Regions from separate parts of the Homo sapiens genome. Here region 1 is linked to region 2. Evidence: chromatin contacts called from ENCODE Hi-C data. All regions are on one chromosome and are shown on one strand. The core of a region is the stretch at or near the end of the contact, and the rest is flanking DNA. Distances in the headings are between cores, read along the strand shown.

Region 1 (6,506 bases), core at 1,793-4,292, 66 kb after region 2:
CTTACTCATGAGCTCCATGAAATTGTTTATAAAAGTCTATGTCAGGTCGGGCATGGTGGCTCACGCCTGTAATCCCATCACTTTGGGAGGCCAAGGTGGGTGGATCACCTGAGGTCAGGAGTTCAATACCAGCCTGGTCAACATGGTGAAACCCCCATCTCTACTAAAAATACAAAAATTAGCCAGGCATGATGGCGCACGCCTGTAGTCCCAGCTACCCGTGAGGCTGAGGCAGGAGAATTGCTTGAACCTGGGAGGCAGAGGTTGCAGTGAGCCAAGATCACGCCACTGTACTCCAGCCTGGGTGACAGAGCAAGATTCCACCTCAAAAAAAAAAAAAAAATACAGTCTGTGTCTCTATGCTCATATGCATTTTTCTTTTCTGTTTTCTTTCTTTCTTTTTTTTTTCTCAAGATGGATTCTCACTCTGTTGCCCAGGTTGGAGTGCAGTGGCACAATCTTGGCTCACTGAAACCTCCTTCTCCTGGGTTCAAGTGATTCTCCTGCCTCAGCCTCCTGAGTAGGTGGGATTACAGGTGCCTGTCACCACGCCTGGCTAATTTTTGTATTTTTAAAAATTATTATTTTTTTCGAGATGGGATCTCATTCTGTCGCCCAGGCTGGAGTATGGTGGCCCGATCTCAGCTCACTGAAACCTCCACCTCTTGGGTTCAAGCGATTCCCCTGCCTCAGCCTCTGGAGTAGCTGGGACTACAGGGGCCCACCACCACACCCGGCTAATTTTTGTATTTTTGGTAGAGATGGGGTTTCACCATGTTGGCCAGGCTGTTCTCAAACTCTTGACCTCAGGTGATCTGCCCGTCTAGGCCTCTCAAAGTGCTGGGATTACAGGCATGAGCCACTGTGCCCAGACCTCATATCCATTTTTTTAAGTGATCATGTCTGTAGCATTAATTAGATTCACCAAGGGATCCACAGCTCTGGAGAGATGAAGCAGTGTATGGTGACACTCACCAAATCTCACTTCTACTTGAGGCTACCCGGTTGTTCTTAATGAACTCTCTAGAGAAGATCAACTCTTCCTGATATAAATGTCTGGCCTTTTTACCACATCTGAAATGCAGTGTCAGGTTCCACTTACCATTTGTGACTAATTCTGTCCCCAAAATTCACATCTATGATGCTGATTACAAAGTGTTTCTAATCTTGGATCTTTTTGGTCTCTTATCTGTGATGTAGTGTGGACCCAGGTATGGATGGAGGGAGCAAAATTTTAAGAATAAGGATCGTCATCAAAAAAGACTATCTCCTGGGGAATTTCTATACCTGGAAATAGTAACTCCTCTGTTTAGACAGCTGGCACTTTTTTATACATCCTAAAATGTACAAAGCAGTGAGAGGGCAGCCTGCCTCCAAACTCAGTCTCCTTAGGGTGTTTCTTATTAGCAGCCATCCTTCCCTCTTGTTACTCACCTTGTTCTGCTCACTGTGAACCAGCTCCATCTTGCTCCTGTCTGGGCAACTAGAGCTTGACCAGCATCCTGACATTCTATCACACACATATAATTTCCTTAGCATCTCATCAGCAGGACTGTGCATGGCAGATGGTGTCAGGAGCTGACCGCTCAAGATGGGTGGAGAACACAAGGTGGGTGGCCAAGTGCAGAAGAACAGCAGGTACTTGGGAAGTCTGAGGATGACAGAACCAAGCAGCAGACCCATTCTAAGCCAGGTTGTAATACAGGCGGAGTGTGATGGCGGCTCTGGGGAGAGCAAGGAGAAATGGCATCTGGCATGAGAAGTCTTTGGCTTCTTTGGAGTTAACAGGCTTAGTTCAAATCTCCAGGACTATTCTCCATTCTCTTCTATAGTAAGCTGAGTAACTATTTCAGTGAATGCCCATATGAGCAAAGCATAATATTAATAAAAAATAGACGATAGCAAAAATCTTAGTTTGCATTTGTAAGGAGTCAAATGTTTGTGGAGCTTGGGATGAGGACTGGGAAAAGTGACTTAAGTTGGTAGATCTGAGCAATCCCAGTGCCCAGTGGGTACTTTCCTTCCTTCTTTTCTTTCCTTCCTTCTTCCGACCAGTAAAACAACAATACTGATTGGTTCATCCACATACACCAAAGGAGTCGTTATACAATAGAATGATGATTGTCCTATTCAGAACCTCCCATGAAAAAGGTACAGAGTTTGTCTGCAATGGAGATTGTTTTAGAACTTTTATTTTAGAGTCATTGTTTAAGTTATCTGCTGCTGTATAACAAGTATTTCAAAACTTATTGGTTTAAAAAGCCATAATTTATTATTTCTCGTGATTCTGTGGGTTTGTGGGGCTCAGCTGGGTGGTTTCTGCTGCTCTTACATGAGGTGTCTTGTTCAACTCAGCTGGAAGCTGGACTGGGCTGGACTTCAGGGTGCCTTCTCTTCGTTCTGGGTCAACTCTTCATGGCCTCCCAGCACTTGGTGGTTTAGCCTGAGTTTCTTACATGGCAGCTGGATCCCAAGGCAGAGGTTCAGAGCTGCCTCTGTGGTGGCTTTGCTGCAGTCCATTGACACAAGCGGGTCATGAGGATAGCAGGCATTCAAGCAGTGGGGCCATGCCTCTATTTTTAGTTGCCCTCTTTAGGCGCACATAACATCACAGTTATCTATTTTCAGAACACATGCTAATGTGTGTTTAGAGTGTTTAGAGCATGTTCACACAATTATTTAATGTGATCTGCAGAGCACTTATAACCCTTACACCTAAGAAAGGCACATCTCAGAGCAGGAAAGTGATTCACCCTAGGTCCTATCCATAGTAAGAAATGGAGCCAGAACTTATAGGGTCTCCTGACTCCTGGCTCCATGGGCTACAGAAGCTGCTCTTGAAGGAAGCTTCTCCCAGTGGGAGTGGATTTGATCCTTGGAAACACCTGAACATCATTCTGCATTAGGTTTGGTTAACAAAATAAAGTGATTGGCTGAGCTGGGTAAACAGTGGTTTTGGTCAAACATGGAATGAGACCGTGCCACGTATTTCCGGTGTGGCTCTTCAATGACTCCTGAGCGTGTGTGGAATATGAGCGTGGTCTCCCAGGATACTTCAAAGGTGTACGAGTCCCTTTGTCAGTGCCACGCGTCCCTGCTCATGGGTATAACATGCCTGGGGATTTGCACAGGCAGCTTTCAGGGTTGTCAAGGAGCCAGGTGACCCAGAACAGGAGGCTGGGCTGGCGGATCTCTGAACGTCATTTCTAGCTCTGCGTCAGTGAACTCCGTGCCGCTGTATTGGTTTGCAGTTATTTTGCTTTCTTTTCAAACTCTACTTCAGAAAAATGCTGGGAAAGAGGGAAGCTTTGAAATGAACACCTTTTATCTGTTTTCATTTTTCTTCCTAAACAAATCCCTTCGGTTTTTGTTTCATTTCCCTCTTGGCCCCAGTGCCTGGCTCTCCTAAATTGCTCTCTGTAATCTCTACAACAGAACAGCAGCGTTCCCTTATATGTTGTCTATTTATTAATGATTTCCATTTCTCTTGCTTCCATGGGGTTGCAATGTTATTTTAACCTTATGTTGCTCATTATTTTCCTTCTTTTTATTTCATGCAAATAGTTTTGCAGTTTTTCTTATAATAACGATTTTTTTTTTTGAGAGAGGAGAGAGAGAGAGAGAGAGTCTCACTCTGTTGCCCAGGCTGGAGTGCAGTGGCTTGAGTGATCACGGTTCACTGTAACCTTGACCTCCTGGACTCAAGCCATCCTCCCACCTCCGCATCCTAAGTAGCTGGGACTACAGGCACACACCACCGTGTAGAGGTGGGGGTCTCACTACATTACCCAGGCTGCTCTCAAATTCCTGGGCTCAAGCAATTCTCCCACCTTGGCATCCCAAAGTGCTGAGATTACAGGTGTGAGCCACCATGCCTAGCCTATAATGATTCTTTCACGTGGCTGATTTCAGCCTCTCACTTTCATAAGATCAGTTATTATTTTATTTTATCTTATTTTTATTTTTGATTCTTCAACTCCACATCCAGGGTTAGCACCACTCTACAGTTTATAATCTGTCTTTATTGTCTCATCCAATGTCCCTTAGATCTTATTTATTTACGAATTATGTGCTTCCTTGAATTCCCATATTAGTTTCACTGTTCAATGTCTGACAGCATTGCTGATTCCAGAAGTGGTTGATATTAAATTGTCATGGATTGTGTGCAAGTGTGTATATTTATGCAAATGATTCTTTTTTTATTAATATATAATAGATGTAAATATTTTGGGGGTACATGTTAATACACTCATTTAATTTGTAAAGATCAAATTGGGGTAATTAGGATATCCATCACCTTAAATATTCATCTTCTCTTCATGCTAGAAACATTTGAATTATTCTCTTCTAACTATTTTTGAAATATACAATAAATGATTGTAAACTATAGTCACCCTACTGATTTATCAAACACTATGTCTTATTTCTTCTAGCAAACTGTATATTTGTACTCATTAATCAACCTGTCTTCGTGCTCCCCACTCCTGCTCTTCCTAGCCTCTGGTAATCAGCAATTTACTCTCTATTTTCATGGGATCCCACATCTGAGTAAGAACATACAATATTTGTCTTTCTGTGCTTGGCTTATTTCATTTAACATGATGACTTCCAGTTCCCTCTATGTTGCTGCAAATGACAGGACTTTCTTCTTTTTTATGGCTGAGTAATATGCCATTATGTATACACCACATTTTCCTTAACCATTTATTAATGGGCACTTAGGTTGATTCCATATTTTGGCTGTTGTGAATAGTGCTGCAGTAAACATGAAAATGCAGACGTCTCTTCAATATATTGATTTCCTTTCTTTTGGATAAATGTCCAGTAGTGAGATTTCTGGATCATATTGCAGTTCTATTTTTAGTTTTGTTAGGAACCACCATATTGTTCACCATAGTGGTTGTACTAATTTACATTCCCACCAACAGTATATGAGGGCTCTGCTTTCTCCAAATACTTGCCAACCTTCGTTATTGCCTGTCTTTTTTTTTTTTTTTTTTTGAGATGGAGTCTTGCTCTGTCATCATGCTGGAGTGCAGTGGCAGGATCTCGGCTCACTGCAAGCTCCGCCTCCTGGGTTCACTCCATTCTCCTGCCTCAGCCTCCCGAGTAGCTGGGACTACAGGCACGTGCCACCATGCCTGGCTAATTTTTTGTACTTTTAGTAGAGACGGGGTTTCACCGTGTTAGCCAGGATGGTCTCCATCTCCTGACCTCGTGATCTGCCCGCCTTGGCCTCCCAAAGTGCTGGGATTACAGGCGTGAGCCACCGCGCCCGGCCTATTCCCTGTGTTTTTTATAAAAGTCATTATAACTGGGGTGAGATGAAATCTCACTGCAGTTTTGATTTGCATTTCTCTGATGATTAGTGACATTGAGCACTTTTTCATATACCTGTAGGCCATTTGTATGTCTTCTTTTGAAAAATGTCTATTCAGATCTTTTGCTCATTTTTTAATCTGATTAAGATCAGCTTTTTTAAAATGTTTGCTTGAAGCCCCAAATTGTTCTATGCATTTTTCAAGGCATAGAATTTATTATATGATTAGACAGTTTGTTGTTTGTTACTTCTTGTGGAAAAATTTTTAATAAGTGTGCTGACAGCCATTCATTTACCCACTCAACAAAGGTTTGTCAGGTTTCTACTATGTCCAGTGACTGTCCTAAGCACAGAGGTTATGGTGGAGAATAAGGCAGATGCAGCCCCACGGAATTTGGTATTTTGTGTTATGAAATGGCAAATAGCCATAGCCTGAAATCTCACGGTTTCTCAGAGTTTCATGACATTAGTGAAGGCATGGGCAGCAGCTGCTGTTCATGTTGCTTTAAACTGGTGTTAGGAGCCACTGCCAGAAGCAAAACAATTGTAGGCAACCAAATGAGGTGATGTGCAGTGTATGGGAAGGCCAGGGCGGGGTTGTTGAAGGACCAGCAGGGTTGAGACTCAGCCGTGCAGTTAAGTGACACTGTTTTAAGTGAACACGAAATGCACACTTTATTATGGCCCCTACTTAAATCTGGATGTTCTCTTTTGTAGTTGTACAACAGATTGATGACATGGTGATGTCAGGCCAGGAAACAGAGAGGGGACAATCTATCCCAGTAAGGGCACTGGAGTCCTAGCTCTGTCTTGGAACCAGCACCCAGTGGGAGCTGATGGCCAGTCTACTCGCTCCAGCAGACCATCTTCTCTCCCCTCCAGCTCCTACAGTGTTTTATGTTATTCATAAGGCACTGGTCTCAAACTGCCTGCTCTGTAGTGAGTTTGATACTTTTATGTATCCTTAACTGGATGCTAAGTTCCTTAGGGACAAGAATTCTTCCTTCTACCACTCTTTCCTCTCGATGCCGATAACCACATCCAACTGGGTTTCATTTGATCGAGCATTTTATCAGACCCTGGGAAATGTACTATTGAAGTTTCTTTCTTTTATTTTTTTTCTTTTTCTTTTCTTTTCTTTCTTTCTTTTTTTTTTTTTCTTGAGATGGAGTTCGCTCTTGTCGCC
Region 2 (7,334 bases), core at 1,433-3,932:
TTTTACAAAGGACCTTGCTTCCTCCTACGTGAAAGGAAGAGGTTAGGAATGCCCTCTTCATGGAGAAAAGCCACTGTGAGCACAGACTTTCGTGTAGGCTTTGTGGATGGCTTGGTGGCCTCACTGTCAGGCTGGCACTGATGGCTCAGTTAGCATATCTGTTTTGATAAGTGCTGCAACAGTGCATTATAATTGTGGGCTGTGGTTTTAATTTCAAAGTGTTTCTTAAAAGACACATTATTTTAAAATGACAGAAAATTCAACTCCCTCGGTTACTGGCCCAGCTAAGCGACGTCACTGCATTGCAGTTCAGCGCTGAAGCTTGGGAGAGTCCCACACTCCTTACTGCAAGCGGATGTGGAGAGGCCAGTGGATAATCTCCTGTGAGCCCATGGCCTTCTTTTCATCCCAGGATGTGAATTGTCTTCACTGATTCATAGTTACACCCTGCCTGCCACAACCAACGCTCTCCTAAACAAGATTCCACCCTCTCCACAATCCGGATGAATCATCTCTTTTCCACCCTTCAGAGCTGGTAGTGAATCCTCCTTCTTCTTTTTCTTAAAAGCATCCTCCTCTCCTCATTTTAGGCAAGTTGCATCCCGTTTTCTGATGGACTCCAGAAGCAGGCTCGTAGTGAATGTCTTTCATGACCCACAGTCGCTGCCACGGGGCACCAAGGTCAGGCAGAAACCATCCAGTGCCACCTTGGTCAGAGGCTAACAGGAGAGAGGTGGCCACGAAAGTTACATCAGATTGACATAGGCCTGTGAAACATTTAGCTTCACTGAGCTTGGGAAAGACAACATCATTGGAAAAAACAATATTTTAGCCCAGGTTCAGCACTGACCCATTGATAATCCAGACTGGGAGGCCCTTAGGTGAGCTGGTTGTCCTGCTACAGCACCCACAGCTCAGGCCAGTCCCGTCCCAACAGCAGAACCACCGAGGACAGCAACATTCCGATTTTAACAAAAGCATCTTATGGAATTAGACATTCTTCATTGGCCCTCACTGAGTGGAAAACAGGATACTCCCCGAAGTAAACTCTCTCCTGGTTTACAACAATACACCTGGCCAAGAATATGGGGCTGCAGGAGGAGGGGTTTATCCTTTGCCCTCTTCCACCTGCCAAACCCAGGTCATACACCCTTCTACAGACCTGTCCAGTTACCATCAGCTGAGAAAAATACAGTTCCGAGAAACCCTATATTGTTATTTTATAAAGCTTGAGTTGAAGCTACCTGTTTTAAAGATCCTTTTTCAGGAAGAGGAGTAAATTAAGATTTACTCCCCAATGGGCTAGGGGGTCATGGGTTAAGAGGGGCTCAGAAGCAGGACGAAGTTGTTTTCAATATTCAAGTCAGAGGAGGAGCTGCCCTCCTGGCCTCCCGACCCTGGGCGGTTACATGCAGCTTCCTACCGGGCCCACGCCATCCTGCACCGCCTGGAGGGCTGCCAGAGGCCAGCGGAGGAGTTGGTTCAGTTCCTTAGGGAAGACACTAGGTGAATCACCAGGATCCAGAAAAGGCAAAAGGGACTCTTCACCCCTTAAATTTCTCCACCCTTAGGTGATGGGTGGTCGACCTTGCCTGGCTGTCCCCAGAGGGTTCCTCCACCCTTCTCACCAGTGTCTGAAATTGTGACCGACTGTGCACAGCAGTTTCGAAAGGGACTCTAAGGTCACATGGGGACACGGCCGTACCACGCTTCTCAAGGCAGTCCCAGGTGCATGGCCACGGAACCCAGCTCTCAGCAGCTGTTAGTTAGGTGAGCGCTGTTCGGGCTGCCTTCCTCCTCCAGTGGGGCAGGATCGAGGCACTGATGGAACCGTCCTGAGGACGCGGGTCTCAGCCGCACACCACCTCTTCGCGAACAAGGGTCCTAAAAATTTTCCTTCTAGGCGGGGAGCACAGCCCGGAAACAGACCCTCGTGAAGTGTTTAGGAAAAAGGGAAGCCACTGAAATCTTGGCCCCGGGGTAGGCCGGGATCGGCTGGCTCCGCGTTAGTTCTAGGCAAACTCCGCCCAAATCTCTGCCCGGGGATTTTTCTGCAGAAGCCGCTCCAAGAGGTAAAGGTCAGTTCCTGCAGCGAAGGCTTCCTGCTTCACCGGCGAAACGGAGCTTTGCTTCGAAGCTAAGCTTTCGGTGAATTTAAAACGTTTGGTGGCAGTGGGTCAAGTAGCCAGGCGGCTGCGCTAGAGTACCCCGAAGGGACATCGGCGACACCACAAACCTCGCGCTGGCGGCTCGCCCGCGCCTTTTTCCCCTCCCGCGCGCGCCCGGCCCCACTCGCACCCCGGGCGGTGCCATCGCGTCCACTTCCCCGGCCGCCCCATTCCAGCTCCGGAGCTCGGCCGCAGAAACGCCCGCTCCAGAAGGCGGCCCCCGCCCCCCGGCCCAAGGACGTGTGTTGGTCCAGCCCCCCGGTTCCCCGAGACCCACGCGGCCGGGCAACCGCTCTGGGTCTCGCGGTCCCTCCCCGCGCCAGGTTCCTGGCCGGGCAGTCCGGGGCCGGCGGGCTCACCTGCGTCGGGAGGAAGCGCGGCGGGGCCGGGGCGGGGGTCTCGGCGTTGGGGTCTCTGCGCTGGGGCTCCTGCGCTCCTAGGCGGGTCCTGGGCCGGGCGCCGCCGAGGGGCTCCGAGTCGGGGAGAGGAGCGCGCGGGCGCTGCGGGGCCGCAACACCTGTCTCCCGCCGTGGCGCCTTTTAACCGCACCCCACACCCCGCCTCTTCCCTCGGAGACTGGGAAAGTTACGGAGGGGGCGGCGCCGCGGGCGGAGCGCGCCCGGCCTCTGGGTCCTCAGAGCTTCCCGGGTCCGCGAACCCCCGACCGCCCCCGAAAGCCCCGAACCCCCCAAGTCCCCTTCGAGGTCCCGATCTCCTAGTTCCTTTGAGCCCCCATGAGTTCCCCAAGTGCCCCCAGCGCCCTGAGTCTCCCCCGGTTACCCCGAGCGCCGCCTCCCCCAGCCCCTTGGCGGCCCGGGTGAAGCGGGGGCGGCTGAGAGTCGGGACCCCCCAGGAAGCGGCGCCCCAGACCCCGGCTCCGGCGCTGTGCCGTGGGCGGGGTTCAGGGATGGCTGTGGTCGTTGTCCTCTGTACTCCGCATAGTGCGAGAGGACTTGGCATTTATGAGCGCTTCTTTAATTTTTTATTGTTAGAGAAACAGGCATTCCTCCAAGGACTGAAGATCTGTTCGAGTCGCGGAGGCTGCGCGGGCCCGCGAGGCTCTCGCAGGGGGACCTAGGCTGGGTGGCGGGGCAGTGCCCTCTGGAATGGGGGTTAACGGTGGCCGAGGAGGGGGCGCCGCTGGTGCCGGCGAAGTCCCCGCTTCTTTCTCCCCTCAAAATCTCACCAATCCGAACGAACGCCTTCTCGAATTTCCGATTTTATTCAATTACTTTCAACAATGTGCCAAGGACTAAGGTTGGGGGCGGTGGGAGAGACAAGCCTCGTTTTTGCCATGGCCGGCAGGGGGGTCCCGCCATCTGCGGAGGGTGCCCCCCGCGGCCCCCGGCCCAGCCAACTTCCTCCTCTTTTCGCAACTGGGGAACTGCAAGGAGGTGACTCCTTTCGGGGTGAGGAGGCCCAGACTTTTCAGAAAGGAAAGAGGGCAGGTAAAACCTGCCAAGCCCCTTCCTGCTCGATGCACACAGCACGAAAGGGGGAAACTGATAGGATTCTGCGGAAGACCGCTGGGGGGCTGGCTCTGCACTGCACACCTGCTGGGGGCTTTCTGGATACCGTGAAACTTTGTCTCAGATTATGAGGTCTCAGTATTTGCATTTGGTTGGGGATTTTGATGTCTTGCGATACAAATGACAGAAGACAGATTTGCACAGCGCAAGCGGATGAGGGACTAAGATGTGCAGAGCAGGCTGGGTGGGGACTCCCGGGGAGGTCTCCCCCAACCCCCGCCCCACCTCGGGCACCCACTTCGCGATTTTTGCAGAGGGGAGCCAGGTCAGAGGTGCAGCCTGGTCCCCTCGCGCTCACGTTTTTACCCAGGTCAGTTCGAAGTTAAGTGGAAATGATGATTAATCCTGACAAGTCAGATCTGGCCTCAGAATGGATTTCCCGTGATTGCCACCATTATTAGCATTGACTTTTCCTTGAAAAATTGGCGCCCCGTGGCCATGGGCCGACCTAGGCAGTTTCTGCAGGGACGAGCGTGAGTTTTGTACCGCGGTTACCACCTACTTTCCAGCTCCAGGTCTTAGTCTAAGAGGGAGTGTCTGCTCATGAAGAGGCAAAGCCCCAGGAGCTGCGAAAAGCCTTGCATGGCCCATCTGAGAGATGTGCTGAGTCGGCTTGTTAAAAATGACAGGCAAAGCCTGTGGGGTGGGGCAGCTTTCTTGGCCTGAGCGCATCTTGGTTGAGCCAGAGGTGACTTGGGGTGGGGAGTGGGGCGCCGGTTGGTGGGTTCTCCCTTTAATTTCTCAAAGGCTGTGGTGTTTATGAGTCTGTTGGAATCCTGGTTGGGTTGGAATGAAGGAAGGTTCTAGAACCATTGTGGGAAGCTCGCTAGTAAAGATGGTTTGGAGATCGGAAGTTGACTGACTTTCCCCCATTGAAAAATGTCACCTGAGATTTTAGTGCCTGTATCACGATTATAGGCTCAACTTTCTTTTCCTTGTTTTCTTTGATTTAGTTCTCCTTATGTGCAAAATTACTGTGTGATGTTGGCTAGTCGTATTATCACAGCCACTCCGTGTTTTCAGGATTTGTAGCTGGAAGTCCTATAGCACTTAAGTCTTCACTTACAGATCAGCGCTTGCTTTTATTCTGTTTTGTGTGATTTCTGCTGTTTTCCTGTGAGTTGGTGTTTTCTTCCCAAGTAGGCTCAGGACTCCTCTAGGGCAGGACATTATATGCATGTACATAGTGTCCTCCAGTGTAGGGGAGGAGAAGGAGGAGAGGTGAGGTGGGAAAAGGGTGAGGGAAGGCTTGGATATTTGAAGTTATTTACAAATGAGCTTAGACGTAAATCCAGTTAACAGATGACACCACAAATTAATGATTAAAGAAATCCTGAAATTATTTTGTAAATTACACACTTATATTGCTGCATTTTTTTTCTGTTGAAAGCATTACTTTTAACAGAAATGGAAACATTGGAAATAAACCATGTTTTTCTCACCTTTTATGTCTTCATCTCTTAATGTACCAGTCCCTAGAGAAGCTGAAGCCCAATCCTGTGTTCCTCCACCCCAGCCACCCAGCCCCATGGTGAGGACACAGGGAGCTTAGGATAGTACTGCTGCGTGCAGCATACACCTTTGTCTCATTGACGTGCAGAGACTGACCAGATAGAGAAGGTTTTTTGATGGAAAACTCACTGTGGTGTCTGCCTGGTTGATCTTGAATGATGGCAAGTGGGCACTTTTCAGGTAACTATTGATGATTAACTGACAAAGATCTGTGAAGGCTACACTTTGTCACTTCAGAGTGCCAGAGATACCCATCAGTAATATTTTTACATATATGCTTAGTACCATGCAGGTAAATCCCAGGTGATTGTCATCGAGCTGAACTTTTACTCAGATGTTTAAAGTGATGCACTTGTAAGGTTATAAGGTGAAAATGCTAATGTTTAAAGCTATTTGGCATTTTAATTTGACAGTTGTTTTATAAATGAACCAAAAAGAAAGAAGTTGCTGTTTTGCAATAAATCAGTGTGACACAAATCATATTTCTTAATATTTCAAGTGACTGCTTGCCAACTGCCTGATGGAATGGCACCGTGAATTCCCGCCGGGAAGAATGCTCTAAATATACATTAAACATGTCTTGGTTGAATTTCCGACTCACGAATCACACGTAGGTGATGGCAGAAAATGATGCAAGACGCGAAGAGACTGTCCTACCACTTGGCAGTTTTAGGGCAAGTTGGATTCATTGAGTGTCTTTTCAAGAGCCATTAGTTAATGGACCACATTCCCTTTTCTTGCCTTGCTGTTGAAATATTAATAATAATAATAACTGGCAAAAAAAGAGAAACTTTAGCTCTCCTCAAAATAGCAGTTGGAAACTGACAAGCTCCTGGCATCTCTGGTTAATTAATAATAACTTACATATGATACTGTAATTTTAATGCAGGAGTGGCTCCACTGTGCTCCTTTGTGGGTAATTATTACAGGGAACACTATTTCACTACAATTTCTCTCTGTGTAATTGAACCACACCCTGACTTATGTTTTCTGAAAATTGTTAAAGTCAAATCTTTTGGGGAAAATCTGTTGTTCCATTCAAAGAGTTAAAAAAAAATTCCAGCCTTCAATAATTTAATTGTTCTTTGCTTCCAAATTAAAGACATCTCATAAAATTCTAATTGCCAAGTTGTGACTGAAATTATTATATAGGCTTTTAAATTTTCCTCATTCTATTCTTATTTTCACACATACAATCTTTTGGGGGAAATTCAAACTGCTAGATGTGTCTCCGTTTCAAGGCAATGGTAGAATTAGTTGATCTCCTTGGTTTTGCTGAATGGACACGTGCTCTTACTCACAAATATATCCATGCAGTTCTTTTATGATTATCTAGGCAGACTGTGGATAAATTACAAAGACATTTCCAATTGTATTTGTGTCAAAAAGCACATTTTGGTCAGAAATGAATCCAGAGCTATAACTCCTTAAATAGGTAAATTTTTTTTACTTCTATTGAATATAAAAAGTAAATTCTGTAAATTATGGTGGCTTGCCAACATGGAAATTCTGGATCATTCACAAGGAAGCCAAAAAGAGCTCTACATTCTAGCTCTGGCTACAAAAATATTGTGCTATCTATCATCTTGAAGGGCTTCTGGAACAAGTTAGAATAGAGTCAACACTCATGAACTGCTGTAGCAAAAAAAACTATAGATGTAGGATTGACAAGGGCAATAGAGCGATGACTCCCTGGCTGTGTTGTATTTGATGGACGGCAGTAGCTTTTCACAAAATGCTCATTTGGATGTTTCAAATTAAAACGTTTCACTTTCTAGAACCAATTACGTGGTCAGTTTAGCTCCTGAGGTCCCAGTCAGAGGGGTATTCTGTAGCTTGCAAAGCCTCTCTTTGGGGACTGGACATGGAGTCTGTGGTCTTAGAATTCAGAACCGGGAGAATGTGTTAGCCACTCATCTAAGCTATTCCTTAAACGCTTTCAGAGCCATCTCCACTGTGGGGAAAGAAGTTCTTTGTGTTCTCTGACTTAGTCTCATTCTAAAAAAAAAAAAAAAAAAAAAAAAAAAGCAATTGCAATACCCAGAGCGCACAGTAGATGGCACTGAGACTTGTCGGAAAGCTGGACGCACTCAAGAGGTGGCAGAAAAATCTATAGGTAAGCTTT

What was found. A loop is a pair of places that touch in the nucleus more often than their neighbours do. Pooled maps may share reads with other maps.
Region 1: a map of Caki2 shows a loop between it and region 2 (8-fold over the local background). The contact joins the enhancer-like site here to the promoter of GJB2 in region 2. A Hi-C loop is called at or near these places in 3 of 168 maps with a recorded cell type or tissue (Caki2, GM13976 and astrocyte of the cerebellum), 4 of 37 single-sample maps with no recorded cell type and 5 of 50 pooled maps.

Annotation. Positions count from the first base shown.
Region 1 is chr13:20,255,414-20,261,919 of GRCh38, forward strand. No RefSeq gene overlaps it. Among named protein-coding and RNA genes, the nearest start is that of GJB6, 26 kb to the left of the region's middle. Within about 2 kb of position 3,043, at least 2 of the 41 ENCODE cell types and tissues checked have a DNase peak (open chromatin) inside an H3K27ac peak, as active enhancers do.
Region 2 is chr13:20,190,256-20,197,589 of GRCh38, forward strand. It overlaps GJB2 (gap junction protein beta 2), which reads right to left and starts at 2,683. Exons shown (of 2, transcript NM_004004.6): 1 at 2,528-2,683.